Regions from separate parts of the Homo sapiens genome. Here region 2 is linked to region 1. Evidence: chromatin loops called from intact Hi-C (ENCODE). Cell type or tissue: HCT116. All regions are shown on one strand. Each heading gives the region's core, and the rest is flanking DNA. Links, peaks and the distances in the headings are about the cores only.

Region 1 (2,928 bases), core at 288-2,787:
GAGCCACCACGCCTGGCTAATTTTTGTATTTTTAGTAGAGACGGGGTTTCACCAGGTTGACCAAGCTGGTCTTGAACTCTTGACCCCAGGTGACCCCCTCCTCCTCAGCCTCCCAAAGCTTGTAAGTATTTAGAACCACAAATATTAACATTCTTGAATACTGAGGGTCTACTAAATCCTGTGAACTATAATTCAATGTGTAATTTAGCAGTATGCTCTCAGAGAAGGGACACTTGCTTTTTTTTTTGTGATTTGTTTTAAACAAGAAGTTTTAAAAAACATGACTTAATGCTGGGTGCCGTGGCTCACATCTCTGATCCTAGTGCTTTGGGAGGCGGAGGCAGGCGGATCACCTGAGGTCAGGAGTTCGAGACCAGCCTAGCCAACATGGAGAAACCCCGTCTCTACTACAAATACAAAAATTAGCCAGGTGTGGTGGCACATGCCTGTAGTCCCAGCTACATGGGAGGCTGAGGCAGGAGAATCGCTTGAATCCAGGAGGCAGAGGTTGCAGTGAGCTGAGATTGCACCACTGCACTCCAGCTTGAGCAACAGAGCGAGACTCCATCTCAAAACAAAATAAAACAAAACAAAACCATGATTTAGAGGGTAAATGATCTAGGATGCTTTCTTTTATCTTAGTGTGCCTATGATATATAGAGAATTACTCTACATGAAAGCTGCATATTAAAAAGCTATAAAATTGTTCATATTTTCAGAGATAAAAGAAAATCATTGAAATTTTGTAATCAAACAACGTAAACTGTCAAGCAATGGGAGAAAATGACTTACTGTACTTAGTGGTTGAACAAATATGCTTTGAGGGGAGAAAGGTGGTATTATCACAGAAACTCAATCTCAATTTGATTAAGTCACAGAATGACCATATAGAGTATACATATATGTATGTGTGTAAGTACACAAGTGTATGTGTGTGTGTGGCCATTTCTAAGCTCATATATTTATGTACCATGAAGAAATAGGAAGGAGAAAATTCTCCTGCATTAGCTGAGATATGGCCCAACTAGATCATGGTGTCTAATTGTAAGTGGACTGCTGTTCATGGAAACATGGTCCTAAGATAAACAGCAGGATCTTCTTTTAGTGGATGCCACCTGTGTGCCAATGGAACACATTGGTTCTATCTTCACCTCCCGCTTCCAAGTCTGCAAGCCTCTGTGTTTCATTGACTAGCTGCCCATTAAATCATAGTTTGTCATTTACTACATGCTTTCCCTAGGTGTTAGCCTTAAATTGTGGCCAAGAATCATTCTACTTTACCAACTTTAAACTTTGACATCTTTAAGCATTTAAGAAAAATGCAATTATTTCTCATTTCCAACTTCAGAAGGACTGTTCAAGTTCACAATGGTGAAATGGGAAGCCATGAATCTCACCCTACTGCTTGAGCAAGCCTTCACAGAAAATATACTTTTTGAGCTGGTCCTCGAGGAAGCCCGCTGGAAACTATCAGAATTTTCTAAAACACACAGTGCAAAGCTTTAAGAAAGTTTGTATCATAGTTAGGGAATTAAGTAAAACTGGTAAAAATTAAATCCCATTACAAGACAACTATATATGTCAAAAATGCTTACATATTTGGCAAGTGCTTGGTATACGTAACTTATGCTATGAATTTGGAAAAGAGAGATACCTCCATCAGATGGAGTGGAGTTGAAGCACACAGACTCTAGCAGAACGTTGAACTTTGTGGAAACTTACAGGGGAAGAGGAACTGCAGTAGAAGTAAAGAAAAAACAAGGTCTAAGAGCACAATACACCCCTGACAGAGCGGAAGAATCATTCAAAAGAGTGGGGATGGCTTGATATCACCACCTTGGAGTAGATTCATAGAACTTAACAAGCTATACAATTTGCTAATCCATAACCATCTACTCCAAAGTCAATGGCAGTATTCTGCTTTTTGGAGGCTGCCACTTTCATTTCTATTCATCAGTTCCTCTTCCGTTAATTTGCCTTACAGCTGCATTTCCACAAGAAAGGGGGTTTGTGAGCATCAGGCAGGAAAAAAGAGAGAGAACTGGCTGGTTATTGCTGCTAATGACTCATTGTCTTGCTGTTAAGCAGAAAAGAGATGCCCTGATCTGTTCATGCCTTTCAGCTTTCTATCTACGCTAAATTCGTTTCCTATTTTTCTAGGCAATTTCTTTGACAGCTGTGCAGCAGTCAAATTAAGAGGGATATTGTTGTGATAATTAAATGCTTTTTGGTTCCTATTGCTCCTTATTGCACCTCCTTCTGTGGCAGTACACAGTGCGGAAGGTGGAATTGCTCTGGAAGCTGGAATTAGTCTGCTTTCCATGAGAAGTGAGAACAAGCTTCATAAAAATCATTTGTGAAGCAAGTGAAACTTAAATACACACATATATACATAAGCCACAAATAATTAAATACATGAAAAATTTGGAAGAGGTGTTGGGGAGCAGGATAAAGCAACAAATTTGATTTTATTTTCAGTTTGCAGGGACCTTAATCTCTAAAAGTTTTTTTTACCTCCCTTACAGGTCCTGATGTTCTGGTTTGGAAAAGAAATGTGTGGTCAATGGAATCCACAGACATGTGCTTAGGGCTGGTTCAGATAACCTGCTCTGCAGATCTTTATGGGATGACAGGGACCATTGCTTTGATGTATCATTGATTAATAAAAGAAAGCTGCAGAGCAACAAGTGTAGTATGACCATTTAAAAACGATTAAAAACAAAACTATATGTATGTATGTATCTGCCTATCTATCTATCTATCTATCTATCTATCTATCTATGTAGCAAGCATAGCAAAATCTGGAAGAATGCCACCTAATTGCTAATAGTGGTTAAAACGGGAGAGAATTTGGTAAGGATGGGATGGAGACAATGAGGAAGGATGACATATTTTATTTTACATATTTCTGTTTTGTCTGAATTGTTT
Region 2 (2,928 bases), core at 113-2,612, 50 kb before region 1:
TTCATCCAATCTAAAGAGAGGGGAGGGGAAGAATCAAGTAAATTCTGCAGAAATTATTTATTTTACTATAGCACCATGCAAATGTCATGTCAGTGCCAGCAGAAAGTATGAGCTATAAACATTCTCCAGCATGGGATGTATTTTGGCTAATTAACAGTATACAGTCTACAAGTCAAGCTTCTTAACTGATTTGCAAAAGGTTAGGGTTATGAAAACAGGCTTCATGGTCAACACTACACTTTTTTCTTGAATAGATTGTGGTGAACTGCTTGACCAGAGTCAAGTATGTGGTTCAGTTTCTGTCTGCATGGGATCATTTAATTAACTGTGAGCCAAGTAATAAGTGTTTGCATATTTTAACAAAGTGTGAGAAAATGAAGAGCCCTAGAAATGCACTTTGTTCTTTAAAATGTTTTATTCCCTTTCTTGCTCAGCTATAAGAACTGTTTATAAATTTTATCCTTTCAAAACAAGATGTATATGATATAAATGAAATATTTGACATTTATTAAAAATTTGAAGAAATACAAATGTATTTCCAGAAAAACTTTTGTGATGAATTTCTTGCAAATCTTAGGAAGTCTTTAAAAGGGAAGAAAATGCCTTCAGAGGCCTTTTTCTACTTGTCAACGGTCAATTGAGTTAATTTGACCAAAAGTAGAAAGTCTTATACTTTATAATTTACTTTGGTGACATTGTATCTTCATGTAACAAATATTGTTCATACTAGAAAAACAATTCTGGCATCATTTATTCTCAAGCAGGGACTGAAAATGATGATACAGCCATCTCATAGTAATTGTTGCAAAATTGGAGACAATGAAATCTTGTTTTATGTGTCACACCCGTATGCCCAATTCATTGAAAATGTAGTTGTAGTTAGGAGCATCAACAAGTTCAAAAGGCACTAACATTTTTCATGGCTCTGTACTTTAATGGCTCAGTGGTTTGTTGAAAAAGATACAGCTTAAAACATTGGAGATTTAAAAATATGGGCTAATTATAGCCAAGAAATTAAAAATTGAGTACATTTAACAGACTGATGCAGTAAGGCTTTCCTTAAAACTATGTTATTATTTAAAGGGGATAGTTCTTATTTTGCATATTCTCAGCTGAGGTTTTTAATTTCTTCCATGTTTTTGGTGCTTTTAGAAGATGATTATTTTAATTTTGATCTCTCGGTTCCTGGATATAATCTCCCGTCCTCCTATTCTCATCTTGCAAACTGTATCAATTCATATTCTTTGGTGGAGATTTATTTTTCGTTTTAAATTAATTGTCAAGCATTAGTGATAGTATGAAGAAATGGGCATGCTCTTGTCTTATAAATTGGCATTCCTTTTCTGGAGAGAAATTTGGCAACAGAAAAATAAAGCCTGAAAAATACACATATCCATTGACCTACCAGCGACATTTCTAGAAATTTATCTGAAGGATATAATCAGGATGTGAACAAATATTTATTTATGGAGTGTTTATCACAATTAAAACAGATTACACAAAATATGGAAACAACCCAGGAGTTAAATATTAGAGAACAGACTAAATACATTATACCATATCCATATGATGGAATATGAAGTAATTATCATGCCACATAAAAAATACCTAATGATAGTGGAAAAAGTAATATCAGATAAAATTCTTTGTTAAATAAAAAAGTAGGTGTCAAATGATGTGAAAGAATGATCCTAATTATGTTCTAAAAATTTGTATATACACATATACATAATAGGAGTACATACATGTGCTTAGATGGCTGTGCATCAAATATCAGCAGCTGTATTTCTCAGGAGGGGGATTGTGGGTAATTTTTACTTTATATTTTTTGCTCGTCTGTATTTTTATTTTCAAAATAAAACCATTTTACTTTTGAAATTTGAAAAATACCCCAATAATTTTTTTTTTTTTTGAGATGGAGTCCCACTCTGTCACCCAGGCTGGTGTGCAGTGGTGCGATCTAGGCTCACTGCAACCTCTGCCTCCTGGGTTCAAACAATTCTCCTGCCTCAGCCTCCCAAGTAGCTGGGATTACAGGCGCACGCCACCACACCCAGTTAATTTTTGTATTTTTAGTAGAGAAAGGATTTGGCCATGTTGGCCAGGCTGCTCTCGAACTCCTGACCTCAGGTGATCCACCCATCTCGGCCTCCCAAAGTGCTGGGATTACAGGCGTGAGCCACCGTGCCCACCCCCCCGAATAAATTTTTTAAAATATATTTGTCCAGGCATGGTGGCTCACGCCTGTAATCCCAGCACTTTGGGAGGCCAAGGCAGGCAGATCACGAGGTCAGGAGATTGAGACCATCCTGGCTAACATGGTGAAACCTATCTCTACTAAAAATACAAAAAATTAGCTGGGCATGGTGGCACGCGCCTGTAGTACCAGCTACTCAGGAGGCTGAGGCAGAGAATCGCTTGAACCCAGGAGGCAGAAGTTGCAGTGAGCCAAGATCGTGCCACTGCACTCCAGCCTGGGTGACAGAGCAAGACTCCGTCTGAAAAAAAAAAAAAAAAAAAAAAACAAACCCAAAAACATTTATTAGATGCACAACAAGGTGAATGCACTTAATGCTATAGAACTGTACATTTAAGAATGGTTAAAACGGTAACCATTCATATATATTTATCACAATAAAAAGACATTTATTAGAAAATCTAAGTGGCCTTATTGGGTTTGGTGATTATTTTTTAGATACAACACCAAAAGTGCGGTCCATAAAAGAAAAAATTGGACTTCACTAAAATTAAAAACTTCTCCTCTGAAGAAGACACTGTTGAGAGATGAAAGGACAAACCACAGGCCAGGCACAGTGGCTCACACCTGTAATCCCAGCACTTTGGGAGGCTGAGGAGGGTGGATCATCTGAGGTCGGGAGTTTGAGACCAGCCTGGCCAACATGGTGAAACCCCATCTCTACTAAAAAT

Evidence for each region. A loop is a pair of places that touch in the nucleus more often than their neighbours do. Peaks named below come from ENCODE experiments on the same cell type or tissue, not always from the same donor. Only the 100,000 strongest peaks of a DNase experiment are listed, where the experiment ranks them.
Region 2: it touches region 1 in a loop (5-fold over the local background); 6 of 110 quality-filtered maps call a loop at or near these places.

Annotation. Positions count from the first base shown.
Region 1 is chr9:78,095,681-78,098,608 of GRCh38, forward strand. It overlaps LOC107987031 (a long non-coding RNA gene), which reads right to left and starts at 1,738. Exons shown (of 3, transcript XR_001746571.1): 1 at 1,655-1,738. In HCT116, for the core only: no CTCF peak of the experiment used is centred there; no DNase peak of the experiment used is centred there.
Region 2 is chr9:78,046,061-78,048,988 of GRCh38, forward strand. No RefSeq gene overlaps it. Among named protein-coding and RNA genes, the nearest start is that of GNAQ, 16 kb to the left of the region's middle. In HCT116, for the core only: no CTCF peak of the experiment used is centred there; no DNase peak of the experiment used is centred there; H3K27me3 peaks cover 382 bases.